Regions from separate parts of the Homo sapiens genome. Here region 2 is linked to region 1. Evidence: read pairs that join two places in POLR2A ChIA-PET (ENCODE). Cell type or tissue: B cell. All regions are shown on one strand. Each heading gives the region's core, and the rest is flanking DNA. Links, peaks and the distances in the headings are about the cores only.

What was found. Peaks named below come from ENCODE experiments on the same cell type or tissue, not always from the same donor. Only the 100,000 strongest peaks of a DNase experiment are listed, where the experiment ranks them.
Region 2: POLR2A ChIA-PET joins it to region 1 with 6 read pairs; 1 of 35 experiments calls an interaction of 5 or more read pairs at or near these places.

Annotation. Positions count from the first base shown.
Region 1 is chr17:31,885,456-31,892,732 of GRCh38, forward strand. It overlaps UTP6 (UTP6 small subunit processome component), which reads right to left. Exons shown (of 19, transcript NM_018428.3): 6 at 6,805-6,868; 7 at 3,830-3,948; 8 at 1,781-1,858; 9 at 525-606. Among named protein-coding and RNA genes, the nearest start is that of UTP6, 13 kb to the right of the region's middle. RefSeq lists an enhancer at 4,488-4,667. In B cell, for the core only: no CTCF peak of the experiment used is centred there; DNase peaks (open chromatin) are centred at 3,916 and 4,400; H3K4me3 peaks cover 1,659 bases; H3K27ac peaks cover 2,500 bases.
Region 2 is chr17:31,308,667-31,315,618 of GRCh38, forward strand. All of the region lies in intron 36 of NF1 (neurofibromin 1), which reads left to right. It overlaps EVI2B (ecotropic viral integration site 2B), which reads right to left and starts at 5,388. Exons shown (of 2, transcript NM_006495.4): 1 at 5,313-5,388. RefSeq lists an enhancer at 2,536-2,615. In B cell, for the core only: no CTCF peak of the experiment used is centred there; a DNase peak (open chromatin) is centred at 5,475; H3K4me3 peaks cover 2,216 bases; H3K27ac peaks cover 2,192 bases.

The sequences.
Region 1 (7,277 bases), core at 3,080-5,579:
AAATTTAAGGGAAAAAAATGGGAGTAGAATATAAATTTTAAAAAGAGACTTATGCCAGGCATGGTGGCTCACGCCTGTAATCCCAACACTTTGGGAGGCCAAGGCGGGCAGGTCACAAGGTCAGGAGTACGAGACCAGCCTAGCCAACATAGTGAAACTACGTCTCTACTAAAAATACAAAAATTAGCTGGGCAGGGTGGCACACACCTATAGTCCCAGCTACTTGGGAGGCTGAGGCAGGAGAATCACTTGAACCCAGGAAGCAGAGGTTGTGGTGAGCCGAGATCACGCCAATGCACTCCAGCCTGGGCAACAGATCAAGACTCCATCTCAAAAAATAAATAAGTTACTGAAATGTTCAATTATAGCCTAGGAAAAATAAGTATTTTCTGAAAGAAACAGGACACTATTCCTACAGAGTTTTATACACATTCTAATGGAAAATTTCAAAACTAGCTAAAGATCTTCATTAAGAAAAGAATGTTTCACTTTCCTACCAAAAATAATGTTCAAAAGATACCTACCTTTAATTATGCTTACAGAATTTTTGTAGATGATCCATGCCAACTCGCCCTTAAGGATTTCTTCAGAATAATCAGGATTCTCCTAAAGAGTGTTATATCAAACGTAACTTAACAGGTAGTACAAGGAGGAAAAGCACTAGGACGAAAATTAACAATCCTAGACTACCTGTGCCATATGACCACTGGTAAATCATGTCTCTCTCTCCGGGCCAGTTCCCTCACTTGTAAAGTGTGCAGCTTGAACAAGATCACTGACCTTCCAACTGTGTTCTCTGAGGCTCCAAGAGTGGTGGCAAGATCACATGGCTTAAGGCCTCACTCTCCATTTGGACCAAAACAGGTCAGATTTTACATGTCTTGTTTGCGCTTCTCTGTAACATTTTATTTGAATAAAAAAGTCCTGGCCTGGCGTGGTGACTCATGCCTATAATCCTAGCACTTTGGGAAGCCGAGGCAGGCGGATCACTTGAGATCAGGAGTTCATGACCAGCCTGGCCAACATGGCAAAACCCCATCTCTACTAGAAATACAAAAATTAGCCGGGAGTGGTGGCGGGCACCTGTAATCCCAGCTACTTCGGAGGCTGTGGCAGGAGAATCACTTGAACCCGGGAGGCGGAGGTTGCAGTGAGCCAAGATCGTGCCAGTGCACTCCAGCCTGGGCGACAAGGAGCAACACTCCGTCTGAGAAAAAAGTTCTAAGCTGGAAACCACAATAACAGACAATAGCAAAGTTTCTTCTCAGCTCTAACATTCTAAATCTTTTAATTATTCTGTCATATAAAAAATTATATAAAAAGGGAAAGAAAGAAGGCCAGGAAACCACACATTTCACAACCTTTCTCAAGCTCCTTGAATCCATTAATATATCACTTTATGAGATCATACAGCGTTAAAGAATAGTATTTGGCTATTCTGTAAGTAACAATTTTGAGAACCACATTAATTAGTCCAAATATCTATTTTTATAGCATAAAGCTTCATTTTCCTAACTAAGTCCATTTATAAGTAACACTAACTCATCTGGAAGTTTCAAAATGTAACAACATTAAACATTAAAGCTTGAACCCGGAGGCAGAGGTTGCAGTGAGCCAAGATGGTGCCACTGCACTCCAGCCTGTGTGACAGACCGAGACTCCGTCTCAAAAAAAAAGAAAAAAAAAGAAAAATATATTCCAAATATTTTCTCTTACTCCTAAGCAGGCTCAAAATGTTATACATCGTTAGCAAGTGAGAATAAAATAATTAGAACCTTACCACATCCATACTGGCTTTTTCAAATTCTTCCTTCTCCTTCCTCAGTTTTTCAGCATGCATCAGCTCCATCCTAAAGTACTACAGAAGAGAAATAAACTGAAAATCTTTGGAGATGCTTTTTAAAATTTTTTTGAGACAGGGTCTTGCTCTGTCACCCAAGCTGGAGTGCACTGGTGATGACAGCTCATTTCGGCCATGAATTCCTGCACTCAAGTGATCCCCTTGCCTCAGCTTCCTGAGTAGCTAGGATTAGAGGTGCATTCCATCACACTCAGATAATTTTTTTATTTTTATTTTTTGTAGAGACAGGATCTTGCTACGTTGCTGCCTGGCCTGAAACAACTGACCTCAAGTGATCCTCCTGCCTCAGCCTCCCAAAGTGCTGGGATTAAAGGCATGAGCCACCACACCCAGGCTTAACTTTCATTTAAGAATTAAATAGCAGGCTGGGCACGGTGGCTCATGCCTGTAATCCCAGCACTTTGGGAGGCCAGGCGGGCGGATCACTTGAGGTCAGGAGTTCGAGACCAGCCTGCCCAACATGGTAAAACCCCATCTCTACTAAAAATACAAAAGTTAGCGGGGCATGGTGGTGCACACCTATAATCCCAGCTACTTCGGGGGCTGAGGCAGGAGAATCGTTTGAACCCCGGGCGTGGAGGTTGCAGTGAGCCAAGAACACACCATTGCACTCCTGCCTGAGCAACAAGAGTGAGACTCCATCTCAAAAAAAAAAAAAAAAAAAAAAAGAATTAAATAGCAGTTTCTCTTTTATCCTGACAAATGACTCAGAAAACAGTGCAGCTTCCAATACATTCTTTCTCTTATTTGGGATTTTATCTAAAGCTTGGCCCTCAAATGTTCTAAGGCACCATCCATAAGGGAGTAAGTCCCCGAAGAGAGAAAGGAAGTACTACCAGGTATCTATCTCAAGAAAAGGAGACAGAAAGAACATGGAGAAAAGAGGAAGACAAGGCAAAGAAGCCAGAAGAGGGCTTCTTTGGAGAACCAAGGGAACAAGAAAAAAAAATAAAAACAAAAGTATAAAGAGGCTAAATCTGGCTCCCAGCTAAAAAAATGTTAGAGTCTAGTTCCCTATTCCTTCCAACCACAGGAAGGAGGCGGGGGTTCCAACCTCTCAACTAACTTAGAAGCTGCAGTGTCAACACCTACAAAAAGATGTTTTTCCCTGGCCGGGCATGGTGGTTCACACCTGTAATCCCACCACTTTCAGAGGCTGAGGCAGGCAGATCACCTGAGTTCGGGAGTTTGAGACCAGCCTGCCCAACAGGGCGAAACTCCATCTCTACTAAAAATACAAAAATTAGCCGGACGTGGGATCCCACCTACTCAGGAGGCTGAGGCAGGAGAATTGCTTGAACCCAGGAGGTAAAGGTTGCAATGAGCCAAGACCGGGCCACTACACTCCAGCCTGGGAAACAGAACGAGACTCCATCTCAAAAAATAAAAAAGATGTTTGTCCTTACCCACACCTCCACACTTATTCCTAGCCTCCATAAATTGAAGCCTTTTTTATTTAATAAAGAATACATGGGCCGGGCGCAGTGGCTCACGCCTGTAATCCCAGCACTTTGGGAGGTGGAGGCGGGCGGATGACCAGGTCAGGAAATCGAGATCATCCTGGCTAACATGGTAAAACCCCATCCCTAATAAAAAATACAAAAATTTAGCCAGGCATGGTGGCAGGCACCTGTAGTCCCAGCTACTCGGAAGGCTGAGGCAGGAGAATGGTGTGAACCCAGGAGGCAGAGCTTGCAGTGAGCCGAGACCGTGCCACTGCACTCCAGCCTGGGCAACAGAGCAAGACTGTCTCAAAAAAAAAAAGTGAAACCAGCCTGGCCAACATGGCAAAACCCCGCCTCTACTAAAAATACAAAAAAAATAGCCAGGTATGGTGGCGGGCACCTGTAATCCCAGCTACTCGGGAGGCTGAGGCGTAAGAATTGCTTGAATCCAGGAAAAAAAAATATGTCTCCAGAGGACCAAACTGAAACATCACTGTCTCATCCTATGTGCATACACACTCACTTCTTTATAAAGTTTTGGGCACTCTGGATGAAAGCGCAGTGCGCGAAGAAATAGTTGCCTTGCGCTTTCTGAAGACAATCGATCTTCCATTTCCCATTTGGCTGCCATAATCCACAAAGCTGTAAGTGAAAAACCATCAGATTTCATTTCAATAAATTAATCAAGTCAGACAAGAAAAGAACCAAATGATCCAATTTTAATACTCGCACAATTTTTTTTTTTTTTTTTTTTTGAGACAGTCTCACTCTGTCGCCCAGGCTGGAGTGCAGTGACGCAATCTCGGCTCACTACAAGCTCCGCCTCCCAGGTTCATGCCATTCTCCTGCTTCAGTCTCCCGAGTAGCTGGTACTACAGGCACCCGCCACCATGCCCGGCTAATTTTTTTTGTATTTTTAGTAGAGACGGGGTTTCACCATGTTAGCCAGGATGGTCTCAATCTCCTGACCTCGTGATCCGCCCGCCTCGGCCTCCCAAAGTGCTAGGATTACAGGCATGAGCCACTGCGCCCGGCCCACTCAAACAATTTTTTAAAAAAACCTTTAACAAAAGGGGAAGCAGTTCGGACAGACAGTTTCTAACTGCAAAGCTTGGCTACGTTATCTAAAATTAGAAACAGTATTCTGAAGCAAATGAGTAAATGATAACAAATGTTCAATTTAGAGGATGAGTACCTAAGTGTCTGTTACTGTTTTCATCAGATCTAAGGACATTATTGTAAGTCACATACAATTTTTTTCTTTTTTTGAGACAGGGTCTTGCTCTGTTGCTCAGGCTGCAGTGGCACAAACAACAGCTCACTGCAGTCTTCACCTACCAGAATCCCACCTTAGCCCCTCAAGTAGCTGGGACCACATGCATACACCATCACGCCCACCTAAATTTTGTAACTTTGTAGAGATGGGTTTTCACCATGTTGCTCAGGCTGGTCTCAAACTCCTGATCTCAAATGATCTGCCTGCCTCGGCTTCCCAAAGTGCTGGGATTATAGGCATAAGCCACCGTGCCTGGCCCACATACAAATTTTAAAGGTAGTAAAATGCCAGAAAAAGGCCAGGCACAGTGGCTCACACCTGTAGTTCCAGCACTTTGGGAGGCCGAGGCAGGCAGATCACTTGATGTCAGGAGTTTGAGACCAGCCTGGCCAACATGGTGAATCCTCGTTTCTACTAAAAAATACAAAAAATTAGCCAGGCGTGGTGGCACCCTCCTATAGTCTCAGCTATTACGGAGACTGAGGCAGAAGGATCACTTTAACCTGGGAGGCAGAGGTTGCAGTGAGCTGAGATCACACGACTACACCCCAGCCTGGGCGACAGAGCAAGACTCCATGTCAAAAAAAAAAGTCCAGAAAAAACTGCTTATCTTACCACAAATAAAATTATTTTTTGCTCTTTTCTCAATATTTAGAGAAATTATAGGGCAAGCCACAGTGGCTTACTCCTGTAATCCCAGCACTTTGGGAGGCTGAGGTGCACAGATCGTTTGAGGCTGGGAGTTCTGAGACCAGTCTGGCCAACATGGCGAAACCCCATCTCTACTAAAAATACAAAAATTAGCCAGGCGTGGTGGTGCACATCTGTAATCCCAGCTACTTAGAAGGCTGAGGCATGAGAATCACTTGAACCCAGGAGACAGAGGTTGCAGTGAGCTGATATCACACCACTGCACTCCAGCCTGGGCAACAGAGGCAAGACTCTGTCTCAAAAAAATAAAAAATAAAATAAATTATAATTCATAATTTTCTCTAAAACCCTTTGTCCTTCTACATGGGAAATTAACCCTGAGTTAACATTCTAGCTATTTCCCTAGACATTTAATAAAGGTCACCTATCTTATCAAGATTGCTTTTGTTAAAAATGACGCCTGATTGGTAACCACACCTGGAATAGAAGGGTCAGCAATGGTGGCAAGCAATTGCTTTGGGCTTCCTTGAACATGTGACTCCTAAAATTGAGCATGACCTTTCTAGGATCTGTAGAAGCCATGCCCATCCATGGGGCTTCTAAACCAGACTGGATCCCCTACCTACTGATATGATCTCATCTCCTCATACCTGAACAGTCACCTTAGGAACCAGAGGCTACCTCCATTCTGCTAAGAGCATTCTGCAGAAGGAACATACCTAAGGCTATCCTGCTATATTTCTGAGTAAACTGGTGCCAAATGTAGTCTATTTGAGTCTTGTGTGGTATAAGATATCTGATTAAGCCTAATACCCTGAGAATAGGTGCTGAGGCCCCTCCACTATCAACTAGACCATTTATACATTATTCACAAGAGAAATATTTCTCTTACAAAACATGAGTCTACTCTGTACCAGCACTCTTCTAAAATTTATATTGATATTTTCCCCTTTAAGCTTCTAAAATTCCTCAGATTTGACTGCCTCCAAATAAAATGTCCCACAAAGGATTCAAAAGTTTATTTTGCCATCATCTAAAAAGAAATACAGTCTGGCCGGGAGTGGTGGCTCACGCCTGTAATCCCAGCACTTTGGAAGGCCAAGGCGGGTGGATCACGAGGTCAGGGGTTCGAGAGACCAGCCTGACCAACGTGGTAAAACCCAGTCTCTACTAAAAATACAAAAATTAGCTGGGCGTGGTGGCGGGCACCTGTAATCCCACCTACTCAGGAGGCTAAGGCAGGAGAATTGCTTCAACCTGGGAGGCGGAGGTTGCAGTGAGCCAAGATCACACCACTGCCCTCCAGCCTGGGCGACAGAGCGAGACTCCGTCTCAAAAAAAAAAGAAATACAGTCCTTCTTGCCTGCAGATACAACACCTAGGACAGTAACTAGTATATAGTAGGCAGGGGTGAACTATGAGGCAGCTATTCAGTAAGAAAAACTGCTGAGGCCAACTGCCTAAGCTCAAGTCCTCAAAATAATTTCTCTTAGATTCATCAATCGAAATAAAATCCAAAATGGCTTGAGTCTAAATAAAACATAGAAAAATTGACAAAGATTTCACCATACCTGGTTTGTTGGAATGAATCGCCAACATGGCAGAGAATACCTTGCTAAGTCGAGTTTTAGTAGCCTGTAAAAAAGGAAAATATTTCTACTTCCTGCACAGATAAATCATTGATCTTACTCTCTAAGTAATATGTACCCTAACTTTACCAACTGTAAAATCCAATGGAGCATGACATGCTATTGCTAGGGATATATAAACGAACACAGACCCTCAAAATTTTCTACCTCAATTAAACCACTAAACACTTTAAATATCTTTTTAAAAAGTCAACTGTATTGAACAAACACACGTAAAAATTATATTCTTTTCAATTGAATTGGAAACCATAGTCATTCAGATATCCAATGTTATATTGATGTTCCGCCTTCTTGGGTTCTTTTTTCATGTTAACCCTACACTTCAGGAAAAAACATCTGGCATGAAGCTTAAAGGGCAGATTAACAAAAAGACGGTCAGAGGAAGCAAGACATGC
Region 2 (6,952 bases), core at 4,453-6,952, 580 kb before region 1:
TCTTCCCCTTTCTGGCTGCATATCTGAATCTGTCCTCATCTTTCAGACCTCAGTTTAAATTCCCCTTCTTAACCCAAGTTCTCTGTGACTGACTACAGCCCAAACAGATCAGTCATTTACTGAATTCCCCCTAGCTCTCATTTATTGTTTTTATGGTTCCTTACATAATTCATGTATGTATCTCACTCACACTTCTATTCTCTTAAGTAATTGTGTTTACTTTTCACATTTTCCTATACCTACTTCCTTGAACAAGATTATAAAGAACCTTGAAGAAGGCAGAAAGGAGAAAGAAAAATACTTATCTAGAGCATATTATGTGTTGTACTATCCCAGTTTTGCATACTTTATTTCACAGAACCTTCAAATGACTTTATAAGGAAGGTAAAGGGATCCCTTATTTACAGATAAAGAGACAGTGTCAAATGAGTTAAGCAGTTTGCCTGATGTTATACCACTCGAAGTGACAGATTGGGAGTTTGTACCCAGGGCCACCTGATTCCAAAGCATACATTCTTTCTGCTACCCTTTATTGCCTCATGTTTTTATATTTTGATTTCTTTGTAGTTAATGCCTTATATATTAGGAGCACAGTAAACATTTAACCTGTATTGGGCTTCTTGATTCCTTTCCATTTTAGTTTTTGCTTTTTACTAGTACTTCTACCAGAAAATAAGCAGAGGCAGTGAAATCTGAGTTAATAAATTCTGCTTTTTATCCATTTTGCAAAAGATTTAAAAGGGAAAATTTGAACACTTTTGGCATAGATATAGGGATTTGAATAATCTCTGGATGGTCATCATCCATGCAGTTCCTACCCATTATTCTTATAGATTACAAAAAAAGGCGGGGGGACTTCTTTAGAAAATGTTATTCTCTTCAGAACTTCATTTTAAAAATCTGTTTTAATGCTATGCAAAGCATCAGAAAATATAAGCCATGAATTGTCTTTAGCCAAAAATGTTTCCTCTTTTGTGACTTTGCTTAAAATAAGGAAACCATACGGTTCCTCTTTTCAGTTAGCTGAAAAAGGCATTAGAGAAGGACAGGGCCCAAACAGGAACATAATTTTAAACCCAGGTTAGTTTGTAAGATCAATTTTGATAGGCTCCTATCCTCTACTGTCAGTAGTAAGCTGGTGGAACCCTCCATGTATGAGATTTTCACTTGTCAGTTAACGGTTATGGCAATATTAAAACCAAATTCCATTTTTTGCCTATCCTAACACTTTCTACCACTCTTCAGTTAGCTTTTTATCCTCCTAGGATCTGCCACATCAGAGTACTAGAAACTGTATTAGAATTCTATGATGGCAATTCAGTGTAGTCCAGAGAAGGAGAAGAAAGATTTAAAAGAGGAATAAATAGGGAATATGGTAGTGGAAAAAACTGACTTTTTTCCCAGCGGTAATGAGGCCAGCGTTACTACCAGTGTGGAAGGTTATTTAGCATACACATTTTAAAATATGTAAGTGGTGTGTACCTGAAGTACCAACATTGTTTCTGTAGGTAAAGAACAATATTGGGCAGGGGAATAAAAAGGAGATTTAGAATAATATAAAAGGCAATGCAAAGAAATACAAAATAACACAAAAGAGAAAAAACAAAAACTCTAGGAAGCAGCGAACAGAAAAGAGGAAGGTCAATTGACTAGAGAAGATACAGAAAAGAAGAAAAGTTAATAAACAGGTGAAAAAAAAAGCAGTGGTTATATAATTAGCAAGAAGGCAGTGTAGATGATTGAAGTAGGCAAAATGAAGTTGGGGGTGGGGGGAGATGATTGAAGTAGATGAAAGAAGCAACGGCAAAATGCTGCTCTGTTGTGGCTGGCCTGTGTTTGTGAGTGCAGGGAGACAGTAAAGAGGAGCTTGCTTTCTAAAATGGAGGACCAGAAGGAACCATCCTTTCAAATTCATTTACCTTTCATTTCAGGCTCTCCTGTCTGCTGTGAGTATCCTTACCATCCTCTCCCTTTTTTTTTCCCTGACACTATCCAGAAGCATACCTAGCAATTATTCCAAAGAACCCATGTACCCGTGTACGTTTTATATAGAGTTTTCCAGAAATCCCTTAGTCTGCTGCTCAAGCAAATTTGTCAGCCCTCATATGCCGGTTTTTACTCATTATTATAGGCTGGCACTTTGAGGTTTAAATCTGTGATTTTGGTTCTTTTTCTTTGCTGAATATTTAGAATATTTTAAAAAGAAAAACATAAATTTAAACATTTTAAAGACAGTTACAGTGAAGCAGGAGTCCCCGTGTATAAGACATGTTCTTTTTTTTTTTTTTTTTCCGTTTGGAGACAGGGTCTCACTCTGTCACCCGGGTTGCAGTGCAGTGGTGCAATCTCAGCTCACTGCAGCCTCTGCCTCCTGGGCTCAAGCGATCCTCCTCACACCTCAGCTTCCCTAAAGAAGTTAGAAACTGCAGGTGCACTACACCACGCCCAACTAATTTTTGTATTTTTTGTAGACATGGGGTTTCACCATGTCACCCAGACTTGCCTTGAACTCCTGGACTCAAGTGACCCACCCACCTTGGCCTCCCAAAGTGCTGGAATTATAGGCATGAGCCACCGAGCCCGGCCATAGACATGTTCTTATAAATATAATGCATAAGTACTTAAAGGGTCCAGCATTTAAAATTGATGCTGTTAAGTTGGATATGTTAGGAAGTATGCCATTATCTTTTAAAGAGAATCAAGATTTGGAGAGCATATCCTAGACAAAAGACAAGTATAGATAGCTGTATCAATTACTTTGATATAATAAAAGTTGTGATGCAAATATAATAGATTAAAATTTAGCAGTAGTATTATCTCTAACTAGTGAAGTTTTGAAACCGTAAAAGAAAAAACCAGCCATTCTGCATCTTGAGGAAAAGTGGAAAGAGAAATTGACCTTCAACTACAATAGGAAGTATTTGATGACCATCTTGTATCATGATAGTGACCATTTACTGAGCACCCACCAAAGGCTAAGCAGTATCCTATTTTAATTAGCTAGGTGGTGGTTTTTTCATCCTACAGATAAGGAAACTGAGACACCACGATGTTGGGTAACTTGGCAGTATCACAGCTCTAAGTAGTGGCACTAATACAAAAATCATGCTAATCTTGTGCCAGAACCGTTTCTTTCTATCACATTTCACTGTATGTGCTATACTGCCTTTCATAGAAAAGTTATGAAATAGAAATGCTTTATGAAGGAAGGAGATGTGAGTTGGTGGGAATTACACGTAAATAACACTTGTAGGTAGTCTTAGATAAAGGGTAGGAAAGAAATACCTGAAAACCCATTTTAGTCCTGATTCTACGAAAACTATTATAAGAATTTGGAATGGTTTCTATAAAGTGTCATATTTAGTAAGTTTACTGAAAATTTTGTGGTGATTTTTTTTTTAAAGCTTGGACATTGAAAGGCATCAGATTTATGTTTCTCAATTCAAACTTAATCAGAATTAAAGTTTCCTTCTAAGTAGAATTATGTGGGAATTAGCTGGAAAACACAGGCACTACTAGTAAACTTTAGATTTGGGACTAACCCTTTAAAAACATGTATGGGACCAGGCGCAGTGGTTCCTGCCTGTAATCCCAGCACTTTGGGAGGCCGAGGTGGGCCAATCACTTGAGGTCAGGAGTTGAAGACCAGCCTGACCAACATGGTGAAACCCCGTTTCTACTAAAAATACAAAAAATTAGCCAGGCGTGGTGGTGGGTGCCTGTAATCCCAGCTACTCAGGAGGCTGAGGCAGAAGAATCTCTTGACCCTGGGAGGCGGAGGTTGCAGTGAGCCTGTGAGCCAAGATGGTGCCGCTGCACACCAGCCTGGGTGACAGAGGGAGACTCCATCTCAAAAAAAAAAAAAAAAAGTATGGGATTCTATGACAAAAACACACCATAAGGATCGATGGGAAATTTTTTAATTTTATGAAATATGACAGTGAAAAAAATTTAATATAATTTTATGACTTTATGCATAATGAAATAAACTAAATATTAGAAGTAGAAAAATATATAGACAAGCCTAATCTGAAAAAGAGATAAATATCTTTATTTTCTGACTTCCACAGTAATTACTTAGAAGAAATCCTTCTAAGAGAAAGTCATGAATATTTATTAAGTGTTGAAATGGGATATCACCCACTATGAACATATTATTCCCTGAAATTACAAGTCTATGTAAAATACTCTTTGCAGTTTTTATTTGCCCATTTTACCCACAGCAAGCATCTTTTATGCATATTAACAATTTTCTATTGTTTATTCTATAGGTTTCTTCTATCTTATACTATGTTCTAAAGTCTCAGATAATGTGACATAAACACGTAGATGATATTAATATACGCATGCATGTTTGATTATTGACTAACATTTTTGGCTTAGTAAGCTTTTAAAATGAGCCATAATGTTTTCATGTCATCATTATTAAATATAAAATCTATATGTAAAAAATAAAGCATGTATAATAATAATAGTCAAATACCACATCTGATTTCTTTTTCTTTCTAAATTAAGTGAAAGTGACCATTCTTACTATGCAAACTAAAGGGGATACAAAAATTTTAATTTATGCATTATATTATGTACAGGAAAATTCTATAAAAAGTACATTAGAACTTTTAACAATTAATATTTTGGAGGTTATAAATTCAGTCATAGCCTGTGGAATCTAGTTCTATTTCTAACCCTTAGCTTTATCTGCCATGGCTATAGTTTCTTTTTAATTCTAAAACTAAGGTTAACAAATATGATTGTGGCTGGGAGCGGTGGCTCACTCCTGTAATCCCAGCACTTTGGGAGGCGGAGGTAAGCGGATCACCCAAGGTCAGGAGTAGGAGACCAGCCTGGGCAACATAGTGAAACCCCATCTCTACTAAAAATACAAAAAAATTAGCCAGGCGTGGTGGTGGGCGCCTGTAATCCGAGCTACTTGAGAGGCTGAAGCAGGAGAATTGCTTGAACCCAGGAGGTGGAGGTTGCAGTGAGCTGAGATCGTGCCACTGCACTCCAGCCTGGGAGACAGAGCAAGACTCTATCTCAAAAAAAAAAAAAAATATGTGTGTGTGTGTGTGTGTGTGTGTGTGTGTGTGTGAGATTAAATAAACTTAAAAGGTCTTATACAAACCTAGGTGAAAATATTTTTCTAAGGCAAGCTGAACTGAGTATTTTTTAATTCTATGCAACAAAACCACAAAAACCTGTTATAGACATCTTTAGACTATCAGAGTTTAAGTTTAAAACACTAATGACAGTTTTTAAAATAAATTTTATATAAAGCAAGATCAAACCAAATTGTGTGAAAATTTTCTTACCTCAGCTGTTAACTTCTTTTGCAGAATGCTAAATTCTTGTTCTAACTGGACATTTTGGTGATTTGGCTAAGAAAGGAAAATGGGTGGTTCAATTCAGATTTAAAATGTTCCTCTAGCAAACTGAAATAGTTTCTGTAGAAAAAGAGGAAGTTTATCAATAGCTGGTTCCGGAAGTGCAATAAACCACAAAGTGACTAAGAAATATATTACTTTAACAGAACTTATTTTGAAATACATTTTGGAGCCCTATGATTTGAGTGCTTTTAATTATGTAAATAAATATTTGAGATACTCTAGTAATATGATTATGTAAATTAAATATTTAGGATGGAGTCCCGAAGAGAAAATTACATGTTCTAAGAAGAAAAGCTGCCAGTTGGGTTATCACTTACAGTGAGATTTCTTCTCATAAGAAGTGAGTGATGTGTTCTGTTTACTTGTATGACCTTAGGCAAGACTCTGCACTTCTGAGTCACCGTTTCCTCCTCTAAAGGAATATTTTATTGGGTTATTGTGAGGATTAAATAAGATAGCATAATATAACATGTATAAATGCCTCACCAACTGCAGGTAACCAATAAATGTAATGTTATTTCCTCATAATATAAAAAGTCCAGGGTAAAAGTATAATTACATTATTTTGCAAATGACAGGATCTCATTCTTTTTTATGGCTGAATAATACTCCATTGTGTATATGTACCATATTTTCTTTATCCATTCATCTGTTTATAGACACTTAGGTTGCTTCCAAATCTTGGCTGTTGTGAATAGTGTTACAACAAAAGTGGGAGTGCAGATGTCTCTTTGTACAGTTTTCCTTTCTGTTGGGTATATACCTAGCAGTGGGATTGCTGGATCATATGATAGCTCTATTTTTAGTTTTTTGAGGAACCACCAAACTGTTCTCCATAGTGGTTTTACTGATTTACATTCCCACTAACAGCGTACGAGAGTTCCATTTTCTCCACACCCTTCCCAGCACTTGTTATTGCCTGTCTTTTGAGTATAAGCCATTTTAACTGGGGTGAGATGAGGTATCATTGTAGTTTTGATTTGCATTTCTCTCATCAGTGGTGCTGAGTACCCTTTCGTATGCCTGTTTGCCATTTGTATATTTGTAATTAAATTATTTTGACCAAATATTTTACTAGTGACTTTTGAGTTCAAGTTCTCAACTATTTATTTGATTACCCACAAAGTAGTTACTTCTCAGTGGAAAATAAAATAAATTGGGGATCATTTTTTAAATAAGAAGTTAACTAAAGTTAACTTGTTACTAAAGGGTAATGAGGGGTTGGGGAGATGGTGTTACCAGTTAATAGGTACAAAAAACAATAGAAAGAATGAATAAGACCTATTTGATAGCACAACAGAGTGACTGTCATTAATACCATAATTATACATTTTAAAATAACTAAAAGTGTAATTGGATCCTTTGTAACACAAAGGATAAGTGCTTGAAGGGATGGATACCCCATTCTCCATGATGTGATTATTTCACGTTGCGTGACTGTATCAAAACATCTCATTACCCTTTAAATATATACACCTACTATGTACCCACAAAAATTTAAAATACAAAAAATTTTTAAGTTAACTAAACAAAGTGTATTGAAAGGAGTGAGTCCATCTGAATAA